Regions from separate parts of the Homo sapiens genome. Here regions 1, 3, 4 and 5 are each linked to region 2. A link is a loop called in an ENCODE intact Hi-C map of the cell type or tissue named here. Cell type or tissue: B cell. All regions are shown on one strand. Region 1 has its middle 10 kb from the start of SPN. Region 2 has its middle 22 kb from the start of QPRT. Region 3 holds the start of KCTD13 (potassium channel tetramerization domain containing 13). Region 4 overlaps INO80E (INO80 complex subunit E). Region 5 holds the start of C16orf92 (chromosome 16 open reading frame 92).

Region 1 (5,000 bases), 48 kb after region 2:
GTGGCTCATGCCTGTAATCCCAGCACTTTGGGAGGCTGAGGCAGGTGGATCACAAGGTCAGGAGATCAAGACCATCCTGGCTAACACGGTGAAACCCTGTCTATACTAAAAATACAAAAAATTAGCCGGACATGGTGGCGGGTGCCTGCAGTCCCAGCTACTCAGGAGGCTGAGGCAGAAGAATGGCGTGAACCCAGGCGGCGGAGTTTGCAAGATCACGCCACTGCACTCCAGCCTGGGTGACAGAGCAAGACTCCGTCTGGAAAAAAAAAAAAAATCGCACCCCCCTCCCTCTGGACTGTAACCCCCCTCCTTGCTTTCTCCCCATAGCACTTCGCGCCTTCAAATGCGCCATGTAATGGACTTTCTTATTTTGCTTCCGTCGCTCTCCCCACACTGGAATGCCAGCCCCATGGCCTCACAGCTGTGCGTGTGTGCTTGCACAGTGCCCCAGCACCCAGGAAGTGCTTGACACACAGTAGGCATTGGATGACGTTTATTGACTGAAGACTTCTCTGGTTGAGACAAGGAAGAGGGTATCAGGCTGCAGAACTGTGGACAAAGGCAAGGAGGCCAAAGGGTGGAGGGCAGAGAGGGGAGTGATGAGGCCAGGGACGGGAGGCTGGGTGTGCCTGGAGCTGTTGTGAAGGCCTGCCCATCCTGCCCTGAGGTCATCAGAGGTCACCAGAGGTTTGCCTGCTTCTCCTGAGATAATAGCTCTGCCCTCCCCAGGCCCCAGTTCCTCCTTCCCTCTACAGGTTTTTTTTTTTTTTGAGATGGAGTCTCGCTCTGTCGTCCAGGCTGGAGTGCAGTGGCTCGATCTTGGCTCACTGCAACCTCCGCCTCTGGGGTTCTCAAGCGTTCCTCCTGCCTCAGCCTTCTGAGTAGCTGGGATCATAGGTGCCCACCACTACACCCGGCTAATTTCTGTATTTTTAGTAGAGACAGGGTTTCATGATACGCCCACCTCAGCCTCCCAAAGTGCTGAGATTATAGGCGTGCGCCACCGTGCCCGGCTCCCTGCAGGTCTTTGAGGGGCCGCTCCTACACCAAGGTAGACAGGGGCTGGCAGAAGCCTGGAGGCAGGGAAGCCACAGAAGGGGAGGGGTACCTGAGCTTGACTCCTGCCTGCATCGCCTGCCGTCTGGATGGCCTTGGGTCAGGCATTTAATCTGCCTCAGTTTCTTCATTTGCAAAATAGGAATAATAATAGTATTCTTCAAAGTTCCTGGGAAGGATAAGTTAGACAGGTGAGGGGCCCACAGTCAAAGCCTGATAAGGACTAGCTGGTGTTATAAGAGAGAGACACTGGTGCGGTGGCTCACTCCTGTAATCCCAGCATTTTGGGAGGCCGAGGTGGGTGGATCACCTGAGGTCAGGAGTTCGAGACCAGCCTGGCCAACATGGTGAAACGTCGTTTCTACTAAAAAAAATAAATAAATAAAAAACAAACTAAAACTAGCTGGGTATTGTGGCACGCGCCTGTAATCCCAGCTACTTAGGAGACCGAGGCAGGAGAATTGCTTGAACCCAGGAGGTGGTGGTTGCAGTGAGCCAAGATCATGCCACTGCATTCCAGCCTGGGCAACAGAGCGAGACTCTGTTTCAAAAAAAAAAAAAAAAAAAAAAAAAAGCCAGGTGCAGTGGCATACGCCTGTGGGTCCCAGCTAACTCAGGAGGCTGAGGTAGGAGGATCACTTGAGCCTGGGAGTTCGAGGCTGCAGTGAGCCATGATTGTGCCACTGCACAATCTGAGCAACAGGCACAATCACAAGCCTGGGCAACAGATCGAGACCCTGTCCCACAAAAACTAATTAACTAATTAAATGCCTAAATCACCTCTGCACAAATCAGAATGGAGCTCAGCTCTTTCTCCTACCACGAGTAGTTACTGAATAAAATCTGTTTTCACCACAGTAACTCATGTCTGGCTATGTTTTCCTTTGACACTTAATTACCCTTCTGATCCTCCAGGGCCACAGGACTGGGGCTTGCTTGGGACCAGGGGCCCTTTCTTCCCATCCACAGCGCTGTCAATGAAAAGGACTGACAAGTCACGCCACCCTTGTCCTCTGGGGAATTTCCGTCTAGTCAGAAAAGAGAAGTTTACATACTTATTTATTCACTGAAAAGCACCAGGCCGGGCACGGTGGCCCATGCCTGTAATCCCAGCGCCCAGCGCCTTGGGAGGCCAAGGTGGAAGGATCGCTTGAGCCCAGGAGGCAGAGGTTGCAGTGAGCCGAGATCGCAACATGCATTCCAGCCTGGGCGACAGAGCAAGACCTTGTCTCAAAAAAAAAAAAAAAAAAAAAAAAAGAGAAAAAGAAAAGTGCTGTTTCCTAAGCTAATGCATGTTATAAGCACAGAAGTGTTTGTCATGAACAATAAGTCTTCCCTTTCCCCAACAAGTCATGATCTCAGAAAGAGAACACTTCTAATGCTTTTAACTTTTTCTAGTCTCAATTCTACTGGTGGGTCCACATTCCCAAAAAGTGTGCTAATTTCGTTATTCCTTTTTTTTTTCTATTACTACATGGAGATGCTATAACTTTATTTCTTCATGTATCCATTTTGCCTGGCATAATCATAGGTGTCTGACCCACTGGCCCTGCTCCAGCCCCATTCCACCTTGCAGGTCAGTTAAATCCCTCTCTTCAGGTCCTTTGTAACGAACTAAAGTTGCTTTTGTAACTTTATTTACGTAGTTATGTATGAGTTTTATTATTGTTGTTGTTTTGTTTTGAGACAGGGTCTCACTCTTTCGCCCAGGCTAGAGTGCAGTGGCCTGATCTCAGCTTACTGCAACCTTGGGCTCCAGTGATCCTCCCACCTCAGCCTCCAAGTAGCTGGAACTACAGGTGTGTGCCACCGCACCTGGTTACTTTTTTTTTTTTGAGACGGAGTCTCGCTCTGTCACCCAGGCTGGAGTGCAGTGGCGCGATCTCGGCTCACTGCAAGCTCCGCCTCCCAGGTTCACGCCATTCTCCTGCCTCAGCCTCCCGAGTAGCTGGGACTACAAGCACCCGCCACCATGCCCGGCTAATTTTTTGTATTTTTAGTAGAGACAGGGTTTCACCGTGTTCGCCAGGATGGTCTCGATCTCCTGACCTTGTGATCCACCCTGCCTTGGCCTCCCAAAGTGCTGGGATTATAGGCGTGAGCCACCGCGCCCGGCATGCACCTGGTTACTTTTTATATTTATTGTAGAGACATTGTTTCGCTGTTGCCCAGGCTGAGATCAATTTCCTGGGCTCAAGCAATCCGTCCACCTTAGCCTCTCAAAGTGCTGGGATTATAGGCATGAGCCACCTCACCTGACCTATTTACTTATTTTTAAAGAGATGAGCACCCTCGAACTCCTGGGCCCAAGCAATCCTACCTCAGCCTCCTGAGTAGCTGGGACTACAGGTGTGCACCATCATGCCCAGCTAATTTTTAATTTTTTTTGTAGAGACAGGGATCTCATTATGTTGCCCAGGCTGGTCTTGAATTCCTGGGCTCAAGCGATCCTCCTTGCCTCGGCCTCCAAAAGTACTGAGATTACAGGCATGAGCCACAGCTTCTGGCCTAAATTCTTATCACTTTGTGACATGAAGATAGTGGCTTTCCTTTATCTCTCTTCTGCTCATTTCTGTTACCTGTACATTTACTTTTATGTTGTTAAATGTAGATAATATTGGCATTCTCTCTTTCATCTTGCTTAGAGCTGCATTGCCTAATGTAGAAGCCACTGGCCACAGGAGACTACTTTAACTTAATTAAAATTTAATGAGATTTAAAACCTAGTTCCCTCAGTTGCAACTAGCTAGTTACATTTCAAGTGTGTTCAGAAACCACATGTGGCTAGTAGCTATCAAATCAAATAACACAGATAAAGGCTATTTCTATCACCTCAGATAGTCAAGATCAGTGCTGTCTGGTCCAGAGTTTGAGTCTAAAATGGAAAACTATTAATTTTCTTTGTTTTTAAGATTATGGGGCTGGATGTGGTGCCTCATGTCTGTAATCCCAGCACTTTGAGAGGCCAAGGCAGGAGGATCACTTGAGGTCAGGAGTTCAAGACCAGCTGGGGCAACATAGCAAGGTGCCATCTGTACAGAAAAAAAGAAAAAAAGTAGCCAGGCATGGTAGCACATGCCTGTACTTACAGCTACTCAGGAGGCTGAGACGGGACAATCACTTGAGCCCAGAAGTTCAAGACTGCAGTGAGCTATGATGATACCACTGCACTGCAGCCTGGGTGACAAAGGGAGACCATGTCTCTAAAAAAAAAAAAAAAAAAATGCCTAGCACGGTGGCTCACGTCTGTAATAACAGCACTTTGGGAGGCCGAGGCGGGTGGATCACCTGAGGTCAGGAGTTCGAGACCAGCCTGGCCAACATGGTGAAACCCCATCTCTACTAAAAATAAAAAAATTAGCTGGGCATGGTGGCGCGTGCCTGTAATCCCAGCTACTAGGGGGGCTGAGGCAGGAGGATCGCTTGAACCCAGGAGGCGGAGGTTGCAGTGAGCTGAGATCGTGCCATTGTACTCCAGCCTGGGCAACAGAGCAAGATGCCACCTCAGAAAAAAAAAAAAAGCATTATATAACTATTGTTCAGTTATATTATATAAATATATATATTTATATATATATATAAAATTTTAGCGATATTTACTACGATAATGTATCATAGTAAATTTACTACAATACATCTCTTTTAATTTTACCTAGAGTTTCTAATTGCTTCACTAATTCCTTGCTCCAGTGTGACCTTCCTTCTCCCCTCCCACTCCCTGTTGCTACACTGCTACATCTTGGGACCAGTGGTTATTTCTCTCTTGGGTGGGATCTCCTATTTCCTGTAGTCTGCACCCTTCTCTTTTGTGATTTACCCTCTTAATTTTGCAGGAGCACATTTTCAAGTCACATCCAAAGAAAGCTCCCTAATAAAAAGGTGAACTTTGCTTTTTTTTTTTGTCTCACTCTGTCACCTAGGCTGGGGTGCAGTGGGGCAAT
Region 2 (5,000 bases):
TATTTATTATTTTCGAGACAGGGTATCTCTCTGTCGCCCAGGCTGGAGTGCAGTGGTGCAGTCACGGCTGGTTGCAGCCTCAAACTCCTGGGCTCCAGCAATTCTCCTGCCTCAGCCTCCTGGGTAGCTGGAACTACAGGTGCAAATTATCATGCCTGGCTAATTTTTAAATTTTTTGTCAAGATGGGGTCTCTCTATATTGCCCAGGCTGGTCTCAAACTCCTGGCCTCAAGTGATCTCCCTTCTGGGCTTCAAAAAGTGCTGGGATTATAAGTATGAGCCACCACCTCCGGCCTTCCCTCCTTCCTTCCTTCCTTTCTGCCTTCCTTCCTTCCTTTCTCAAAAAAAAAAAAAAAGAAGTCAGTGTTGTCTGACTGGTATTGTCTGATTACCTGCATATATTGATATATTATTCCAATAAAGATGCTTGCTTTTTCCTTTGGTTAAAAAGTATCCGGCCAGGCGCGATGGCTCACGCTTGTAACCCCAGTACTTTGGGAGGCTGTGGTGGGCGGATCACCTGAGATCAGGAGTACGAGACCAGCCTGGCCAACATGGTAAAACCCCATCTCTACTAGAAATACAAAAATTAGCTGAGTGTAGTGGCACGCACCTGTAATCCCAGCTACTTGGGAGGCCAAGGGAGAAGAATTGTTTGAACCCGGGAGGCAGAGGTTGCAGTGAGCCAAGATCACACCATTGCACTCCAGCCAGGGCGACAAGAGAGACTCTGTCTCAAAAAAAAAAAAAAAAAGCATCCAAAACCCTGGCACGGTGGCTCACCGCTGTAATCCCAGTTACTTGGAAGGCCAAGGCAAGAGAATCACTTAAGGACAGGAGTTCAGGACCAGCCTGTGCAACATAGCAAGACTCCTGCTTAAAAAAAAAAAAAAGTGTCCGAATATCTAGAATAATGCAACTTGTGGGATAGCTCCTTCTTGTTGCTAAGGCTCCTGAATCTTTTAGCTGAAGAACTAGGAGAGAGGAAAGAGGTTATCCAAGGACCCACTGAACTAGAGGTATGTATTATGATTTTTTTGCCCTTGATAATTTTCTGGGGGTGCTATACTAGAGTCCCATGATCTGAAGCGCAAGGCGTACCTGAAATAAATAAAGCCTGCGTTATCTGGCCTAAATCTGATGTGCACAGTGACGGATGGAGATGTTATTCACAGCCACACAGGCAGATTTTCTTCAGTACTTCGGTCTTAGAATGCTGAGCTACTTAGGGCCTCCGGAAGCAGGTCTTAAATGTTGCTGAGTAATTGGCAAAACAATCAATTACTCAGGAAGTCATTGGAACAAAGTATAGAGGCGGTGAACATTTACATAATTTTACCCACCTGGTTGTCTTGAAGGGCTAGCCATAAATTAATGTATGTGTCCGCAGCATAATGCCACAGCGGGATTTTTTTAAAGATCCGACGTTGAATTGTTTGCAGATAGTTGGTTTGCTAAGAATGTCTCGCCGTTGTGTTTTTTGTTTGTTTGCTCTGGGTTTTTTTTGGGACAGAGTCTCACTCTGTCGCCCAGGCTGGAGTGCAGTGGCATGATCTCGGCTCACTGCAACCTCTGCCTTTGAGGTTCAAGTGATTCTTGTGCCTCAGCTTCCTGCGTAGCTGGGTTACAGGCACCCGCCACTACGCCTGGCTAATTTTTGTGGGTTTTTTGTTTTTGTTTTTTGAGACAGAGTTTCGATCTTGTTCCCCGGGGTGGAGTGCAGTGGTGTGATCTCGGCTCATGGAAACCTCCGCCTCCCGGGTTCAGCGATTCTCCTGCCTCAGCCTCCCAAGTAGCAGTAGCTGGTACTACAGGCACATGCCACCACGCCCAGCTAAGTTTGTATTTTTAGTAGAGAAGGGATTTCCCCATGTTGGTCAGGCTAGCTTTGAACTCCTGACCTCAGGTGATCCACCTGCCTTGGCCTCCCAGAGTGCTGGGATTACAGGCGTGAGCCACCGTGCCTGGCCTTGCTGTTTTTAAATGCTTTTACCTTTCACGGCCTCAGCACACTAAAACTCATATCCACTGAGGTGACTCACTGTCAATCTGGTTTGACCTCTTGCCATCTTTGACCTCTAGATTGAGTGCCCCAGTTCTGGGCTTCTGTAGCATCGGATGGTGGGTGGGCGGAGGGGTGGGAAGAGTGATGAGTGGATGGAAGCACAAGGGGGTGGATAGGATGGGTCGGGGGTGGACAGGATGGGTCGGGGGTGGACAGGATAGATGGGGGTGGACAGGATGGGTGGGGGTGGACAGGATGGATGGGTGTATTACCGAAACGCCAGGGATTCAGTCTAGGTCCCATTGCTTACTGCACAGAAAGCTGATCTGGGATCCCGGGACAATGAGTATCGCCAGGAAAGAAGGCTTTATTCAGATGACATCTGCCAAGGAGACAGGAGATAAGTCTCAAATCCATCTCTCCAACAAACTCCAATTGGGGGTTTATATAGTGGGGAGCAAATGTAGCTGTGGGTGGGAAAACAGGAATTAGAGGGGGGTAAAGAAAAGGAGTTTCAGTTCCTTGATGCTATCTGGGAGGCCTGAGGGTCAGTTTCCTGGGGAAGGAACTCAGATAAGGCAAATTTAAGTTTCAAGCTTTAAGACCAGGAATGTCAATTTCTGTGTTTATCCAAAAAAAAAAAAAAAAAAAAAAAAATCTATGGGACAATTTGGCCAGTTTCCGGTGGGCAGGACAGCAGGTGGAAGGGGCGAGGGGCGCGGGTGGGTGGGTGAGGAGGAGGACAGGCATCAGGTGAGCGGATGGATGGGGTTGGTGGGTAACCCAGACAGTATTTGGGAGGGGATGGGTGGCTGGGAGTGAATGTGAGTAGCTGGTGAATCTGGAGTACACGGGGCTTTGAAAAGTCACAGGGGTACCCTGGGCAGTTGGATGGGGGTCTGATGAGGGGATGAGGCTGGAAAAGTGGGTGGAGAAAAAACTGCTGCCAATGCCTCCTCGCGTTGATTCTTGAGCAGATGCTATGCTGCGTATTCATAGCCTCCTTGGCTATTGCCTTCGGAATCCGGAAAGGGAGCTGGAATTAGAGACGAACGGAGGGCCGCGTGGTTGCAGTGCCCTCTGGTGGCCATCAGGGGTGGCCATCAGGACAATTGGTGTCTACATATTTTCCTTAAGTATTTTTTCATTGTCTATTCTTCCCCGCCCCCACCCCAACCCCAACATACAGACTCCCTGAGGACAGAGATTTTTATCTGTTTACTCGTTGTATGTTCATTGTCTAGAATAGTGCCTGGCACACAGTAGATGCTCAGTTAAATATTGAATGAGTGAATGACACAATTCAAACTGCTCCACCACTTTATATATTTATTTATTTATTTATTTTTGTTTGAGACAGGGCCTCTGTCACCCAGGCTGGAGTGCAGTGGTGCAGTCACAGCTCACTGCAGCCTCAACTGCCCAGGCTTAAGCGATCCTCTCACCCCAGTCTCCTGAGTAGCTGGGACTACAGGTGTGCACCACCACAGCTGGATAATTTTTTAAAAATAGAAATTGAGTCTCACTATGTTGCCCAGGCTGGTCTTGAACTCCTGGGCTCAAGTGATCCTCCTGCCTCAGCCTCCCAAAGTGCTGAGATTACAGGTGTGAGCCACCATGACTGGCCTCCACCACTTTATTGATGAGTGACCCTAAGCAGCTCTCTTAACTTTATAAAGCCTCAGTCTCCTCTTCGGTAAGTGGAGAGGCTAACGCCCGCCCCCACGAGCATTAACTGAGGGAAGGGGACCTGCACACCCTGGATGAAGGTGCTCCCTGCTAGCTCCCGTCTCATGCAGTAGCCAGCATTGCTGGCACATCCCGTACTCACAACAGCATATCATTTTCATTAAACAAACTGCTATGATGGGCACATTTGCCATTGTCTGTGGGGCATCCTGGGGAAATGATCCCAGCTTGGTCCTAGGCTGGCCAGGCAAAGAGGAAGTGTAGCCAGATGGACAAGGGACTGGGAGGTGATGCATAAGAGTCCTTGCCTGCCACGCATGCCCCATTTCCCCACCCCCTCAGTCACACCCAACTCTTCCAACTGCCTTGAGCCATCGAACTCCCTCTGCCTTCTGAAGCTCTGAAGACACTGTATCACTTCTCTCCAAACCCCATGGCCATGACCCACACTCAAGTCCTCTTCCACAGCTCCTCCTGGCCTCCCTGCAGCTGCTCTAGCCCCCTCAAATGCATCCTTCTGCAACGGACTGGATTGAAGCTGCGAATAAGCTTATCTGATTTTCCAGCTTGATTTCCAGCTCACTCATGAGACAGAGTCCAAATCCTCCGATCTACCATTTTGTGGTCTGGACCCAGCCCATCTCCTAGCCACCTCCTGATCACAGCTTCAAATCTTACAGCAAACAATCCAAGCCACCTCTGCCCATGCATCTCCCCTGCCTGGAAATCCATTTCCCTGCAAGGAGGGCGTGTGTTGCCCTAGAGTGCCCAGGATCCATTTCCTGTTCCCCCAGTAATGGAGTGCCCGCCCCAGCTCTCAGAGCTGGAGGATACTGGAGGGCTAACCCATTTCTGGGTTTAGGGGGAGCTTAAGACTCAGGCAGGCAGGTTCCTTTCGCTTTTTTAATGGAACGCTGTGGCTGCAACGAGCATTTTCCAGTTGGCCACAGCGCACCCCCACTTTGTCTTATTCCAGTTCCACCCATTTATTTTATCCGAATAGGTCCTGGAGGCACCGAGTTTGCAGCTCCTGGTACCCTCTCCTCACTTCTGCTCTGTCAGGCCCCAATGCCTGCCCAGATCCCAGATCCCAGTTCCCAGATCACCCCGGGGCTCAACTTTCCTCCCTTGATGCCCAGTGGAACCCCTGGTCCCATGGGGCTTCAGTTTCCCCAGTTCAGGCATAAGAAGCTGGGGTTCATCTGAGCGTGTCCATGTTCCCCCTGGAGGAAGGACGGGAGCAGGCAGGGTGGAGCTGGGATTAGAGGGGACAGGGCAGCTGCAGGTGGCACCTCTGGGCTGTGTC
Region 3 (5,000 bases), 220 kb before region 2:
GAAGCACCTGTAGTTGAACAAGGGAGGCTGAACACCACAGACATCTCAGCAAGAACATGTGTGAAAGGACTTATTACAGGATTGGAACTTTCATTAGGGGACTTCCTAGGCGGGTCCAAAAAGGGGGGCATTTGCTCTGGGTTGGATGCTATCAGGAAGTAGGGATAATTCTTTTTGGTTATCTTAATAATTCTTATCTAGAAGATGGGAGGAATGAATCAAGCTAAAACTGTACTTGGTAAAGAAGCAGCAGTGGCCAGGTGCAGTGGCTCACACCTGTAGTCCCAGCACTTTGGGAGGCCAAGGTGGGCATATCACCGGAGGTCAAGAGTTCAAGACTCACCTGGGCAACTTGGTGAATCCCCGTCTCTACTAAAAATACAGAAATGATCTGGGCATGATGGTGGGTGCCTGTAATCCCAGATACTCTGGAAGCTGAGGCAGGAGAATCGCTTGAACCTGGAGGTGGAGGTTGTGGTAAGCCAAGATTGCATCACTGCACTCCAGCCTGGGTAACAGAGCAAGACTTCATTTCAAAAACAAAACAAAACAAACAAAAACAACAACCAAAAAAAAAGCAGCAGTAACTTACGCTGTGGGAGAGAGGATTGTGTTGGTAATTTTTGTGGTTTGGACAATGTTCTTGTTTCTGTATTGAGGCTTTATTATGGAATGGTCTTTTTCTAGATCAGTCAGAGAGTGACCTTGTCTGATGTTTTTTGTGAAATTATTTTGCTCAACAGGACACCACCATGGCCGTGCTGTTGGTGCCAGGTCAGCTCCTAGCAACATCAAGGCTTCTGGAGTGAGGGTGCAAACCAGCTCCCAGCTGGCAGCAGTTGCTTTTCTCTTTTACACCGCCACACTCGAAATCAGAAAATTGGCAACCCCTTTGGTAGAACATGAGCTCCCGGTCACTACAGGCCCATTTATACCCAGTAACAGGCCCAGGTCACACATTTACACTCCGACCTTCCTCCTGCGTGTGCATCCCTTACACCAACCACGCCCAGAGAAAAGTCACTCGTCTAGCATCTCCCAGGGACCTGCTGGCAGGGCTGAAGATAGAACTCTGACTCTGTGTTTTCCCTCCAGCAACCCCCCTTGCTAGACATTAAGACAGATTGTTAAATCCCTGATGTATCGGCTTCTAAACTGGATGCAGATCGGGTCAGATAAAAACACTTCTCAGTGCACCTTCTTGTCAACAGTGGGTTCCTATCTATTCTTCTTTCTTTTGGGATTGGGTGCTAGGTCCCACGACATTAGCTGGGATTCTAAGACCTTTGCTCAGCTGCTGCGGCCACCACTGACACGCCCTCTGCTCCTCAAATACGGAGAACAGTTCAGTGTTCCTGCCTGAGGATCTCTGCATTTGCCTTCCCTCTGCCTGGAACTCTTCCCTCACATCCGCTTCCCAGCTTCAGCTCGGCATCACCTCCTCAGAGAGGCCTTCCATCCTTGGTGCCCGGGCACCACTGCTACCCGTTTTGGCCTCTGTTTTTTTTTTTTTTTTCAAAGGACGTTATGTTGCCCAGGCTAGAGTGCAACGGTCCGATCACGGATTACTGCAGCTTCCAACTCCTGGCTTCAAGCGCTCCTTCTGCCTCGGCCTCCCGAGTAGCTAGGCTTACAGGCTGGGGTTACAGGTGTGAGCCACAGCGCCCGGCCGCTTTGGCCTCCTTTAAGAGCTTCCCTCCGCGCTTTGTTCGCAGTTCTGGTCACAGTCTGTTCAGTGCGCGGGGCTGGGAGGCGGGAAACTGCCCAATGCCCAGACCTCTCTGTCTGTTTCCCCTCAAGCTCGTGAAGCTCTCTGACAGCAGAGACCCAATCACGAGGTGGAGACTTCGCTTTCCACATCGGGCAGGGGGTCGGCCGCATCCTCGATCTGGTCCTGGTGACTCGAGACCAGAGAGGAGCGCACGTCGACCCGCCCGGGGAACCCGCAGGCCACACGCCAAACCTCTACGGGATCCCCCAGCGAGGCCACTGCGCATGCTCCATACTCGCAGCCCCGCCCCCATTCAGGGGCGGGGCCGCGCCTGCGCAGCTGCCCGGCGCCGGCTTCCGGGTGGTGCGAGCGAGATGGGGCGGAGGGCCGGTCTTGCAGAGTAGCTGCGGTGAGTGGGCGTGTGCGCCGAGCGGTCTGGCCCAAGGGCTGGGGGCCGGCCGAGGGTCTTCGGGAGCAGGCCGCAGGGCGCGGAGAGATCCTGGGATCGCCGTCCGCCGCTGCTACCCGGCATGTCGGCGGAGGCCTCGGGCCCGGCTGCCGCCGCGGCCCCGTCCCTGGAAGCCCCCAAGCCCTCGGGTCTCGAGCCTGGCCCCGCCGCCTACGGTCTCAAGCCGCTGACCCCGAACAGCAAATACGTGAAGCTGAACGTGGGCGGCTCGTTGCACTACACCACGCTGCGCACCCTCACGGGACAGGACACCATGCTCAAAGCCATGTTCAGCGGCCGCGTGGAGGTGCTGACCGATGCCGGAGGTACGAGCGGCGCCCCTACCGTGCCCCCACCCCAGACCCCCAACTCCCGTTCCCCGCAGTCTCTCACCACCGGGGCTCCTCATGCCCCTTCTCTCTGCCCGCTACTGTCCAGTCAACTCATTCTCAGCTCCCTCCAGCCCCCACATCCCATCTCCTCCCCTTTCTCATTCATAATTTCTCTTCTCCTCCCCCAATCCTTTACCCCCAGCAATAACCAACACTTACGGAACCCCTAACTGCCAGGCGCTGTGGTAAGTGATTGAACGTGTCAGTTCATAATCCTCATGACCACCTCTCCCACCCTTCACCCCTCAGCTCAAGACTTGGGAACTAGCCCTGCTGCCTGCAGTACTACTCCTGGCAGCCTTCCTCAGTTTCTTCCGACTGCCCAGCCTTTTGTTTCCCTCTCTGCTTCAGAACTGCTCACAGCCAGCCAGGAGAGCTGGGAGATCTTGTTTGCCTCTGTGTTCCCCTGACACAGGTCCCTGTACACTCTAGGAATCCACCTGTATACACACATTGCAGAAGGAGGCTGCTTTGGGTTTGCCAGGGACACCAGAGTGGAGGGTGGACAGGTCTCCTTGGCAGGTGAACCTTACCTTCTTGGAGTGTTGCATTCAAGTATGGACCCTTCGTGCCCAAGTGAGACTTTGAAGTTTTGGAGTTTGGGAGTGGGAGAGTCTTAAGGGAGGGGTTAACGAGGACTGTGAGAGCAGGAGAATAAAAATTTGAGAGGCGGAGATCTGCCTTCAAGTATCAAAGGTGAAGAATTCGGCCAGGTGCGGTGGCTCACGCCTTTAATCCCAGCACTTTGGGAGGCCGAGGCGGTGGATCACCTGAGGTCAGGAGTTCGAGACCAGCCTGACCAATATGGCGAAACCCCGTCTCTACTAAAAATACAAAAATTAGCCGGGCGTGGTGGTGTGCGCCTGTAGCCCAGCTACTCGGGAGGCTGAGACAGGAGAATCGCTTGAACCTGGGAGGCGGAGGTTGCAGTGAGCCGAGACAGCGCCACTGCACTCCAGCCTGGGCGACAGAGAGAGACTGTCTCAAAAAAAAAAAAAAAAAAGGGAAGAATTCATTTGTCCAATAAGTATTTGTAAAATATCAGTTAGTGCTGGAGATAGGTAAATGAACCTGACAAAATTATGGAAATTCCCTTTTTTTAGGGAAGTGGGAGATCAGAAGACCAATAAGCAAGTAAACAAAATGTATATGCATATGCAATTGCAGATAGTAGTAAGTTCTTTCTTTTTTCTTTTTTTGATAGTAAGCTCTATGAAGAATATAAAAGTTAAAATGGCAGTGAACTGGACGGGGGGAGGTAGACATTTTAATTAAATAGGATGGTGAGAATTAACTTCGGGGGTTAACAGTTTATTGATAAGGTAATTCTGCAAGAACTTTCTCATGGTGAGAGCCTTCTGACTGTAGACCAGATATGGATGAGTTAATTATCTGGTTGAATATGTATAAAAACTTAAGGGAGAACTCGCTGGAGATGTTTTAAAGAGATTTCTTGGCTGTGGCACAGGTTTGAGACAGATCAGTATTCAGACTTTTTTGTGGCTTTGGAATCCTTTTTCTTTTCTTTTCTTTTCTTTTCTTTTTTTTTGAGATGGAGTTTCACTCTTGTTGCCCAGGCTGGAGTGCAATGGCACGATCTCGGCTCACCGCAACCCCCACCTCCCGGATTCAAGCAATTCTCCTGCCTCAGCCTCCTGAGTAGCTGGGATTACAGGCATGCGCCACCATGCCCGGCTAATTTTGTGTTTTTAGTAAAGACGGGATTTCTCCATGTTGGTCAGGCTGGTCTCGAACTCTTGACCTCAGGTGATCCGCCCACCTCGGCCTCCCAAAGTGCTGGGATTACAGGCGTCAGTCACCGTGCCCGGCCTTCTTTTCTTTACTTTTCTTTTTTTATTTTTTTGTTTTGAGACGGAGTTTCCCTCTTATTACCCAGGCTGGAGTGCAATGGCGCGATCTCGGCTCACTGCAAACTCCACCTCCCGGCTTCAAGCGATTCTCCTGCCTCGCCCCCCCCCGAGTAGCTGGCACCAGCCACCAAGCCCAGCTAATTTTGTATTTTTAGTAGAGATGGGGTTTCTCCGTGTTGGTCCTGCTAGTCTCAAACTCCTGACCTCAGGTGATCTGCCTGCCTCAGCCTCCTAAGGTGCTGGGATTATAGGCATGAGCCACCGCGCCTGGCTGGAATCCTTTTTTCTTATAATTTAGGCCAGGTTTGGTGGCTCACACCTATAATCCAAGTACTTGGGAGGCCGAGATGGGAGGATCACTTGAGCCCAGGAGTTCAAGACCAGCCTGGGCAACATAGTGAGACTCCATCTCTACAAAAATTTTTTTTTAATTTAGTAGCTCCAGGTCCCGCAGCAAAGCCATCTTTCCCCCTGCCTCTCCCCACCCCACTAGGTTGGGTGCTGATTGACCGGAGCGGCCGTCACTTTGGTACAATCCTCAATTACCTGCGGGATGGGTCTGTGCCACTGCCGGAGAG
Region 4 (5,000 bases), 300 kb before region 2:
GTGAGCCGAGATCGCACCACTGCACTCCAGCCTGGGTGATGGAGACTCCATCTCAAAAACAAAACAAAAGTATCTTCTGCCCCTCAAACAGAGGACTCCCTTCTTCCAACTGGCCAGTTCCACAACTCCTGAACTTTTCCTGTTGTTTTCTATCTGGAAAGCTCCTTCCTGCCAGCCTAAATTCCGCTCATCTGAGGTTCAGTCCAAGCTCTGCCCCCTCCCAAAAACGTTCCTGGGTTGCCGAGACCCCTTCTCAGAGCCCTTGGCTTAAGCCAGACCTCTGCAGCTTTGGTCTGCCCCTTCCGTGCCTTGAGTTCCCCTAAAATCTCTTAAGGAGTGAAGTCTTCAGGGACAGGGAACTTGCTCCGTCATCCTAGGAGATGGAGATGTAGGGAGAGTACTCCCTCAAGTCAGGTGGCGGGCAGCGAAACCCAGGCTCTGGAGAGACCTCTGCCTTTGTGCTTGGATTTGCAGCTGGGACCTTCCCTGATGGTCAGGGCTGTGCAGCAGAGAGGCCACCTTGGTTTCAGCTATTCGGGTGGAATGGAGGGGAGGCCAGAGGCCAAAACCAGAATGAGACCAAAAAATGAGCGCTCACCAGGGCCCAGCCCAGGCTTAGCATTTTCACATTTCTTTCTTTCCCTTGACTATCTCCATTTACAGATGGGAATTGAGGCATAGGGTGATCAAGTGACTTGCCCAAGGTCACACAGGTGGCTCAGAAGTGGCAGGGCTGGGATCTGCCCATCCTCCATGCCACAGATGCCCAGCCTGGTAGTGGGTCACTGCGGAGGCAGGGCAGGGACTGCAGGAGGACAGGTGGCTGGAAAGCAATCATTTCTTAGTGAGTCCCTGCGGGGCTGGCTCTCTGCTGCATGCAGGAAAAGGACGGGGGTTCCCGAGGAGGCGTGGGGTACTGGTCTGGCTGCCCAAGGCTCCAAGGCCCTTCTAGCTCTCACGGCCTGTGTCTATGGCCACATCCACCGTGGTGTTCGGCTCCTGCCCCCAGGCCCTGAATGGAGGCAGTGAGCAGCGTGCTCCAAGATTTCTGAGGGCTTCCCACAATGGCTGAGCATGTCCTGATGGACCAGGGACAGCCGGGTGGCTGCAGAGGGAGGGACAGAGGAATGGGCAAATCTGCTTGTCCTTCTCAAGTGCCAGCCTGTCTTCCAGATGAGACGTAGTGTTTAGGGCAGAGCTGGGCTGGTCCAAGGCCCTTCCTACACCCCGGAACGGGGCTCAGGTACCCCAGGGGCCCTGACACTGCAGTTCCCGACCAGGATCGCCGTCTGTGATGAGGACAAGCTGAGTCACAATGAGTTTATTGGGGAGATCCGCGTGCCCCTCCGCCGCCTCAAGCCTTCGCAGAAGAAGCATTTTAACATCTGCCTCGAGCGCCAGGTCCCGGTCTGTGTGGGGGCTGCAGGGGCGCCAGGGGAGGGGGCCCTGGGGAGGCCAGGCTTCCAGAACCTTCTCTTTGCCCCCTCAGCTGGCGTCCCCCTCTTCCATGTCAGCGGCGCTGAGGGGCATCTCCTGTTATCTGAAGGAGGTGAGGCACCTCATGGGGATGGGGATGCATGTGGGTGGGAGGCTGCAGGGGCCCAGGCTGACCCTGAGTCTGTGCCCCGCAGTTGGAGCAGGCGGAGCAGGGGCAGGGGCTGCTGGAGGAGCGTGGCCGCATCCTGCTGAGTCTCAGCTACAGCTCGCGGCGCCGGGGACTGCTGGTAGGCATCTTGCGCTGCGCCCATCTGGCTGCCATGGACGTCAACGGTTACTCGGACCCCTACGTCAAGACGTGAGCCCTTGCTCTGACCCTCTCCTCCCCAGGGAGCCTGCCCTGGCCTGAGTTGGGCCTGGCCTGTCCCTCACCCCTCAGTTCGTCTCCCTCCACCCCACCCCCAGGTACCTGAGGCCCGATGTGGACAAGAAATCCAAGCATAAGACGTGTGTGAAGAAGAAGACTCTCAACCCAGAATTTAACGAGGTACCCAGGAGGGGACGGGACATGGAGGGAGGCCAGGGAGGGGCTGGGGAGCTGGCTCACGAACGGGTGGCCGGCCTTGTCCCTAGGAGTTTTTCTACGAGATAGAGCTCTCCACTCTGGCCACCAAGACCCTGGAAGTCACCGTCTGGGACTATGACATTGGCAAATCCAATGACTTCATTGGTGAGGGAGGAGCTGGCTGCGGGTGTTGAGGGCGGGCAAGTGGCAGGGAGGTGGCCCTGACCCTGCCCACCTGCTCCCCAGGTGGCGTGTCCCTGGGGCCAGGTGCCCGAGGCGAGGCTCGGAAGCACTGGAGTGACTGCCTGCAGCAGCCGGACGCAGCCCTGGAGCGCTGGCACACCCTGACCAGTGAGCTGCCCCCTGCGGCCGGGGCTCTGTCCTCAGCCTGAGTGGACAGCAGTGTCCCGGCACAGGCCCATCGAGCCGGGTCCAGTACCCAACCTTCGCACGAGTGTGTTGCACGTTTACACAGGGTGGGCTGCCCCCACCCTGCACTACCTATTTTTGTGAGTCTCCGTGACCCGGGTCTGTCTGCTCATGAGGGGCTGCGGAGTTCTATATTCACATATGCAAACCTCCTGCCTGACTCGCTAGTCCCTGCAAATATGCAAACCCCCCATCATCTGCACACCCGGGCAGTGCTCAGAGCCCGGCCCCAGGCCCCCGCGCTCCTCACTCCTGCCTCTCCACGCTGCCCCGTCCCTCTCCCCCAACAGGGAGGAGGTCGGATTAGGGGAGGTTCAGAGGAGGAGAATGTCTCAAAAAAAAAGGACAAAAAACAAACCCAGAGCCACTCCTTTAATACAGAAACTTCATTGAAAAAACCTAGCCCTGTACAGCTGCCCTTTTAAAGAGGTGGCCATTGCAGGGTCTCTGCCTCCCCAGCAGGTGGCAGATGCTCCCGGCCACTCGTTTAAATAACTGTCCCCTGGAGGGGGCCGGGGTTTGAAGGCAGGGCCCCTGCCACCCTCCTGGGGGACACCCGTGCATGTTTACGCCTTTTCTGGTTGTGTCAGTGGCCGGAGCATGGCAGCTGGGCATCAATAAACACCTCCGAGGAAGCTGGACTCGTGTGTGCTGGCACGGGGAGGGCGCCGGGCGGGGCCGTGGTGGGCATGGCGTGATGTCACGGTCACTCCGGGATGTCGATCACCAGGTCATCGTCTCCATCCAAGGCATCGTCCCCGCTACCTGCATCGCTGAACATCTGCCGAGGGACCGTGCTCAGGATCGTGGGGGGGGGCATCTTAGGGGGTGGGAGGGGGGTCAGGGTTGTCCCGACCCCAGCCCCAGAACCCCGGCCAGGGAAGGTCAGCGGCCCTCCCACAGGGCAGTCGGGGGGTCCCACCGCCATCTGCAGCAGGGGGAAGAAACACAGGGGGACTAGTCAGGGAGGCACTGGGGCCTCAGGAGACTAGGCTTTGCCCCCCAGGGCAGCTCTGGGGAGGGGGAAGAGGCCCTGGGCACAGCTGGGCCAACCCATGCTGCACTCAGGGCCTGCCCCCCTCAGCCCCTCGAGAGCCTCAAACCAGCAAGTGCCTGGGGGTGGTGATAGAGGTGAGATGAGGGGATGGGGGTGTCTCACAGGAAACCGGGAGGGAAAGGCCCGGGCACCTGCCCTCTCCAGGGAGGCGCCTGGGCTGCCCTGAGACAGGGGTTAAGCCAGAGGCGGAGTCGGCCTGGAGTGCTTGCCTGCCTGCCGGCCCCGGAGGTGCCACCTGCCACCAGCTTCCTCTCCCTACTCCTCCTCTCCCTCTTCTGCGGCACTCACTGGTTCGGTGGAGGGTATTGCAGGCTGCCTGAGCCAGGAGCCCCAGCGGCTTATCTGCCCCCAAGAAGCTTGTATTATGTCTTGGATGGGCCCCTCCTCGGGGTCCCGGCAGCTGTGGCCTAGGCCCAGCCCTCCTCTTAGCTCACCTGGGCTGCGGTCCCAGCCTCCTAACTGGACTCCCTGCCCGCAGCCTCTCCCAGATCCAGCTCCTCCGCACGGCAGCCAGAGCGCGCGCTCTAAAACACAGACCTGAGCGCGTCACCGTGCCACTCGGGGCCTCGGGGCGGGAGTGCCGCCTGCGGGACGACAGGCAGCCCCTCCCCCTGGGCATCCTGCTCTATTTGTCAGAAGTCCTGCTTTGTCCTCTGAGGGTGGGAAGTGGCCTCTGCCCTGCTCAACCCTTCAGCTCCCCCCCGCTGCCAGGTCCTCACAAACCCTCCCTAGAGAGCTCTGTGGGTCTCCTCTGCAGTCCCCGTGCTTTGTCTGTGGGCACAAACTGGGCACCTGCTGTGTGTCAGGTGGTTTCTGTTAATGCCCTCCCAGCCTCAGGACACTGGGGGGCGGGAAACGGGGAGAAGTCACGTGCCAGCAGAGGAGGCTGAACCTGGTGTGGACATGGAGGTCCTGAGGCTTAGGCCTGCTGGGTCCTGCGGGGCAGTGTCCAGTCTGGCCCTGGGCTAGATGCTGAGTGGGCTGGCAGGAAACGCCATGCGTGGTCTCCAGTGGCCCTTCTGAGTGTCACATTTGGCCCTGTGGCCTCCTCTCTGCTTCCTAAGGAGCCCTCACTTACCCTCATCTCCGCTGCTGGGGTGGTGTGGGGGCCAGGGTGGGTCAGGCCTCAGGGTATAGGAGGCTGGCAGGATGGATGATGGGGGGTCCAACTCTGAACAGCACCCCCACGCCCTGCACCAGGCCCCCACATGTACACACACAAGCAGACATGCGTGTATGACTGGAAAGGACCATCCCCTCCTCTGGCCACCTCCTCTCCTTCCCCACTGTGCGCAGCATGTCCCACCCTGGCCTGGACTTCCTCAGTGGCGTCCTCTCAGCCTGACTGGCAGCGGCTCACATTTCTCTGTGGCTTACTAGGGGCCAGGCACGGGCCGAGCGATTTTCATCCCTTCACTCACATTCTCCGCACAATGCCGCCACTGAATGGAGAAAGAGAGCTGTGGCTTAAAGAGTGAAATGACAACGCTGAGGTCGCATGGTGAGCACTGG
Region 5 (5,000 bases), 320 kb before region 2:
TTATTTTATTTATTTACCCAAATTTGAACTAGTCTGTTGGGTTGGGGGAAGGAGGTGGCTGCTACCCCCAAGCCTTCCCAGTGCTGACAACCCCGGGGGCAGGCGAGGGCGCCCAGTCCCTCACCATCGGCTGCACATCGCGCCCTCGGGCCCTGCCATGTCCCTGGTGCTACTGACCTCTCAAGGCTTCCTCCAATCTGGGGTCGGGGGACCCTGGGAGGTGCTTTACAGACCGCTAATAAAAGACGATCTGCGTGAACGCCACCAAGGCCCTTGCCACCAAGTTCTTTGGGGCTGGGAAGGGAGGAGGTGGGGGGCTTGGGCCATGGGAAACAGAGGGGACAGGATCCCCAGCTGCTCGCTGGGCAGTCAGGGAGGAGGAAAGCAGGGAACTTTTGCTCATCAACAGGAGAGGAGGTGGGTGTGGGTGCTCAGGTTGAGTCCAGAGCCCTTGTCCGGCTCTTTAGGCCCCTTTCTGGAAGTTTCTGTGGGGCATGGAGATCAGAGGGGAGAGGTCACAGCCTGCCCCGCTAGAACTGGGGTCTTCAGCCGCTCCCAAGGAAGGTGGTGGTGGGTGGGGTTGGAGAAAGGGGGCAGGCCTTACATGTGGGTGCAGAACTGGAAAAGGAGAAAGAAGAACGCCACCACCAGCAAGCCCACCAGGATGTGATGGAAGAGCCCGGGGCTGGAACCTGCTAGACAAACAGGACCCTTAACTCCCCTCTGATGGCCCAATGAAGGGTCTGGGGCTGCTCTCCTCCAGACCCTGGCGGGGAGGGAGGTCCCTTCTCAAGCTGGTTCATACCTGAGTTAATGAACACGATGGGTTTCTCTCCAATAAACTGGGCCACAGCCAGCAGCCTGGCTTGGTCTGAGTCCGGATAATCGAAGAAGTCAGGTCTGTCTAAGAAGCGCGGAGACTCTGTCCCCAGGGCTGACGCCGTGGCACGCTTGGGTCTGGGTGCTAGGACCCAAGCAAACTCTGTGACAACAGCCAAGCTGACCCCTGCCTTTATCTCTCGAGGCGGAAGCTGACTTGGGACCCTGTGAGACCACCCAGCCTTATTGCAGAGGCTGTGGAGGGTCTTGATTTCCCTCAGGGTCAGCTGGGTGCACCACGACAAGGCTCGCGGTTGTTGGGGGGTAGGTGGGACCAGCAGGATGGGAGAGAAGAGTGGAGAGAAAATGAGAGGGTGCAGGGTTGGCTTCCGAGTCCCTAAGTGGGCATCACACTTTATGCTCCCAGAGCTGCCTGCCTTCCTGCTGCTCCCAAGACAGCTTCTTACCAGTTTCTATGGCCCCTAGTGCAGCCAGCCACACCCACACCAGCACCCATGGCCACAGCCTCATGACTCCTATCATGAGGTGGGGGCTCTGTGATGTCACAGCCCAGAGCTGTTCTGATGGCACTTTGGGGTGAGGGGAGAAAGTGCTAGGAGCTGGGACCCCTCCCCCATCCCTCACTCTCATCAGAAGAGGAGAGGAGAAGAGAGGTTGGGACCAGTCTTCACCCCCTGGAATGTCGCTGATGATAAAACCATAATGGTGGCAGCCCCAGCATTTACAAAGAGGAGGGATGCGGCACGGCCATCTTGCTGAAAGCCCGAACTAAAGGAAGCTGTGTTTGGACAACAGGCACAATTTGGGGTGGTGGCACAGGGCCACACACCTCCGGTTACCCCTTGGATCAACCACAGGTAACATTTGTTTTATTTATTTTCATTTTTTTGGAGACAGGGTCTCTGTCTGTCACCCAGGTGGGAATGCAGTGGCGCCATCTTGGCTCTCTACAGCCTCTGCCTCCTGGGTTCAAGTGATTCTCTTGCCTCAGCCTCCTGAGTATCTGGGATTACAGCTTTGGATAAATCCCTTCCTTTTATCTGTCTGCCACCACACCCGGCTAATTTTTGTATTTTTAGTAGAGACAGGGTTTCACTATGTTGGTCAGGCTGGTCTTGAACTCCTCACCTCAGGTGATCTGTTCGCCTCGGCCTCCCAAAGCGCCCGGCCTATTTTATGTATTTTCAGAGACAGGGTCTCACTCTGTCACCCAGGCTGGAGTACAGTGGTATGATTACTGCAGCCTTGAACTCCTGGCCTCAAGTGATCCTCCCACATCAGCCTCCTGAGTAGCTGGGACCACAGGCATGTGCCACCATGCCCGGCTAATTTTTGCATTTTTTGTAGAAATGAGGGCTTGCTATGTTGCCCAGGCTGGTTTCGAACTTCTGGCCTCAGGTGATCCTCCAGCTTCGGCCTCCCAAAGTGCTGGGATTACAGGCATGAGCCACCATGCCCAGCAGGTAGCATTTATTGAACACCTATTACTATGCTGGCTGGACCCCATTTATGGCCAAGTACCTTGCACAAATTTGTTCATTTGCTCTTGCACTGACCCTCAGAGGCAGGTACTCTTTTTTTTTTTTTTTTTTTTTTTTTTTTTTGAGATGGAGTTTCACTCTGTCCGCCAGGCTGGAGTGCAGACGCACAATCTCAGCTCACTGCAACCTCCACCTCCTGGGTTCAAGCGATTCTCCTGCCTCAGCCTCCTGGAGTGGGATTACAGGCGCGCACCATCACTGTTCGGCTGATTTTTGTACTTTTAGTAGAGATGGGGTTTCACCATGTTGGCCAGGCTGGTCTTGAACTCCTGAACTCGGATGATCCGCCTGCCTCGGCCTCCCAAAGTGTTGGGATTACAGGCGTGAGCCACCAAGCCCAGCCCAGAGGCAGGTACTCTTGCCTCCCTTATACACGGGAGGAAATCACGGCACAGAGGGGAAAAGTAGTGTGGGCAATGCACACTTCCTGGGGGGGGGGTTCCTCTCTGAGGCTCCCCCTTGCATCCTATCCGCAGATCCAGGGGCACAGGGCTCTCTCCGTCCTCCCCCGCCCCCTCCTTAGTGCTCAGCCGGGAACGACCCTGGGGTTAGGAACCGAGAGGAGTAGCAGGCGTCTCCCACTAGGTGGCAGCAGCGGCCGCGCCTGAGTCCACGCTCCCACCCTAGGAAAGGCGCAGCGGGGCGGACTCCCGGGCCTCCTCCCGCCTCTTCCACAGGTTGCATCCGCGGCTGCAGGAAAACGGATGGCTGGGAATGGCCGTCGGGGGTTGGTCAGAGGAAGTCCCTCGGCCCTTTCCGAGGCACATCTCTTGGCCATCCACGCGTCCTTCGCAGACTCCGCTCCCTGCACCTCCGTTTCCTCTTCTGTGGCCGGCGGCTCCCCCGTGGCCACCCCATCTCCCATCTCTGCCACCTCCCAACAGCCATTTCCACTCCTGCGGCCCCATCCCAGCTAAGGAGAGCGCCCTTCTGATTGGCAGGTGGGCCTGTCTGTCACGGGCATGTTCCATCCCACCCAAGCCCAAGGACACTCCAGGGTTTCCTTAGTTTCACAACGAAGGTGCGTGCTCAGCGGACTCTGCAGACCCAGTGCCGCGACTTCCCCTAAAGCCAGGCGTGTATCTGCGCGTGTGAGGTGCTCTGCCGCAACCCTATGCAGAGAGCAGGTGGGCTAGGACTCGGGGTACTTGCCATGAACCGCTTCGAGTTCCTAAACAAGTAAAAAGCCCAGAGAGAGAAAAAAAGGGGGCAGCGGGGCGGGGGTGGGGAAGGAGGGAAACGAATATCTATGGGACTGGCTCACGTGGGCTGCTTCCCCTGTGCTGCGCTGATGGCTTCCCTTTTTTTGAGACAGGATATTGCTCTATCTGTCACCCAGGCTGGAGTGCAGCCTCGACCTCCTGGGCTCAAGCGATCCTCTCACCTCAGCCTCCCAAGTAGCTGGGACCACAGGCGTGCACCACCACACCTGCCTATTTTTTGTTTTGTTTTGTTTTGTTTTTTAGATGGAGTCTCTGTCTGTTGCCCAGGCTGGAGTGCAGTGGCACGATCTTGGCTCACTGCAACCTCTGCCTCCTTGGTTCAAGCGATTCTCCTGCCTCAGCCTCCCGAGTAGCCAGGATCAAAAGCATATGCCACCATGCCTGGCTAATTTTTGTAGTTTTTTAAAGTAGAGACGGAATTTCATCATGTTGGCCAGTCTGGTCTCAAACTCCTGACCTCAAGTGATCTGCCCTCCGCGGCCTCCTAAAGTGCTGGGATTACAGGCGTGTGCGACTGCGCCCAGCCTACTTCTTTTTTTCTTTGCAGAGATGGAGTCTTGCTATGTTGCCCAGGCTGGTCTCAAACTCCTGGGCATAAGTGATTCTCCCACCCTGGCCTCCCAAAATGCTGGGATGACAGGTGTGAGCCGCCATGCAGATCACTTCTAAGAAAAAGGAAGGGATTTATCCAAAGCCACAAGGCATGTGAGAGGCAGCAGAAGGGACTCAGTAATGTGGTTTTTGGGCCAGGCGCGGTGCTCACACCTATGATCCCAGCACTTTGGGAGGCCAAGATGGGTGGATCACTTGAGGCCAGGAGTTCGAGACCAGCCTGCCCAACATGATGAAATCTCCTCTCTACTAAAAATCCAAAAAAAGGCTGGGCGCGGTGGCTCACACCTATAATCCCAGCACTTTGGGAGGCCGAGGCAAGTGGATCACCTGAGGTCAGGAGTTCAAGACCAGCCTGACCAATATGGTGAAACCACGTCTCTACTAAAAATACAAAAATAAGCCGGGTGCGGTAGCATGCGCCTGTAGCCCCAGCTACTCGGGAGGCTGAGACAGGAGAACTGCTTGAACACAAGAGGCAGAGGTTGCGGTGAGCCTAAATTGCGCCACTGCACTCCAGCCTGGGTGACAGGGTGAAATTTCATCTCAAAAAGAAAAAGAAAAAAAAAAAGATTAACTAGGCATGGTGGTACGTGCCTATAGTCCCAGCTACTCAGGAATCTGAGGCAGGAGAATCACTTGAGCCCGGTAGGTGGAGGTTGCAGTGAGCCAAGATCGCACCACTGCACTCCAGCCTGGGTGACACTCGAGACTCTGTCTCAATAAATAAATAACCTGGTTCCCGACGCTGGGCCAGGGCTCGTGCCCCAGGCCCACAGGCAAC

What was found. Hi-C counts contacts between places; a loop is a spot of excess contacts. Peaks named below come from ENCODE experiments on the same cell type or tissue, not always from the same donor. Only the 100,000 strongest peaks of a DNase experiment are listed, where the experiment ranks them.
Region 1: a loop joins it to region 2, with 4 times the contacts of the local background. A loop is called at or near these places in 8 of 110 quality-filtered maps.
Region 3: a loop joins it to region 2, with 5 times the contacts of the local background. A loop is called at or near these places in 2 of 110 quality-filtered maps.
Region 4: it touches region 2 in a loop (16-fold over the local background); 25 of 110 quality-filtered maps call a loop at or near these places.
Region 5: a loop joins it to region 2, with 10 times the contacts of the local background. A loop is called at or near these places in 87 of 110 quality-filtered maps.

The regions. Positions count from the first base shown.
Region 1 is chr16:29,650,751-29,655,750 of GRCh38, reverse strand. No RefSeq gene overlaps it. Among named protein-coding and RNA genes, the nearest start is that of SPN, 10 kb to the left of the region's middle. RefSeq lists enhancers at 1,929-2,058, 2,069-2,118. In B cell, no CTCF peak of the experiment used is centred here; a DNase peak (open chromatin) is centred at 2,070.
Region 2 is chr16:29,698,746-29,703,745 of GRCh38, reverse strand. No RefSeq gene overlaps it. Among named protein-coding and RNA genes, the nearest start is that of QPRT, 22 kb to the right of the region's middle. RefSeq lists an enhancer at 1,328-1,427, a cis regulatory region at 2,746-3,348 and a silencer at 4,119-4,293. In B cell, CTCF peaks have their summits at 2,868 and 3,069 (motif pointing left); DNase peaks (open chromatin) are centred at 1,715 and 3,055; H3K4me3 peaks cover 1,322 bases; H3K27ac peaks cover 1,321 bases.
Region 3 is chr16:29,923,275-29,928,274 of GRCh38, reverse strand. KCTD13 (potassium channel tetramerization domain containing 13) reads left to right here and starts at 2,049. Exons shown (of 6, transcript NM_178863.5): 1 at 2,049-2,485; 2 at 4,916-5,000. The coding sequence starts at 2,242. KCTD13-DT (KCTD13 divergent transcript) reads right to left here and starts at 2,052. Exons shown (of 3, transcript XR_001752362.2): 1 at 593-2,052; 2 at 344-508; 3 at 1-7. RefSeq lists a silencer at 2,144-2,383. In B cell, no CTCF peak of the experiment used is centred here; a DNase peak (open chromatin) is centred at 2,014; H3K4me3 peaks cover 1,910 bases; H3K27ac peaks cover 1,785 bases.
Region 4 is chr16:30,003,580-30,008,579 of GRCh38, reverse strand. It overlaps INO80E (INO80 complex subunit E), which reads right to left. Exons shown (of 7, transcript NM_173618.3): 7 at 2,789-3,359. The coding sequence ends at 3,138. It overlaps DOC2A (double C2 domain alpha), which reads left to right. Exons shown (of 11, transcript NM_003586.3): 6 at 1,281-1,407; 7 at 1,490-1,549; 8 at 1,632-1,795; 9 at 1,903-1,984; 10 at 2,071-2,167; 11 at 2,249-3,066. The coding sequence ends at 2,394. Among named protein-coding and RNA genes, the nearest start is that of DOC2A, 4.9 kb to the left of the region's middle. RefSeq lists an enhancer at 4,071-4,855. In B cell, CTCF peaks have their summits at 2,669 and 2,871 (motif pointing right); DNase peaks (open chromatin) are centred at 2,899 and 3,612.
Region 5 is chr16:30,019,691-30,024,690 of GRCh38, reverse strand. C16orf92 (chromosome 16 open reading frame 92) reads right to left here and starts at 1,493. Exons shown (of 4, transcript NM_001109659.2): 1 at 1,287-1,493; 2 at 806-964; 3 at 605-692; 4 at 1-485. The coding sequence starts at 1,350. The coding sequence ends at 464. TLCD3B (TLC domain containing 3B) reads left to right here. Exons shown (of 5, transcript NM_031478.6): 5 at 1-264. It also overlaps a transcript of DOC2A not described here. In B cell, CTCF peaks have their summits at 2,772 and 2,986 (motif pointing right); DNase peaks (open chromatin) are centred at 2,970 and 3,648; H3K4me3 peaks cover 1,006 bases.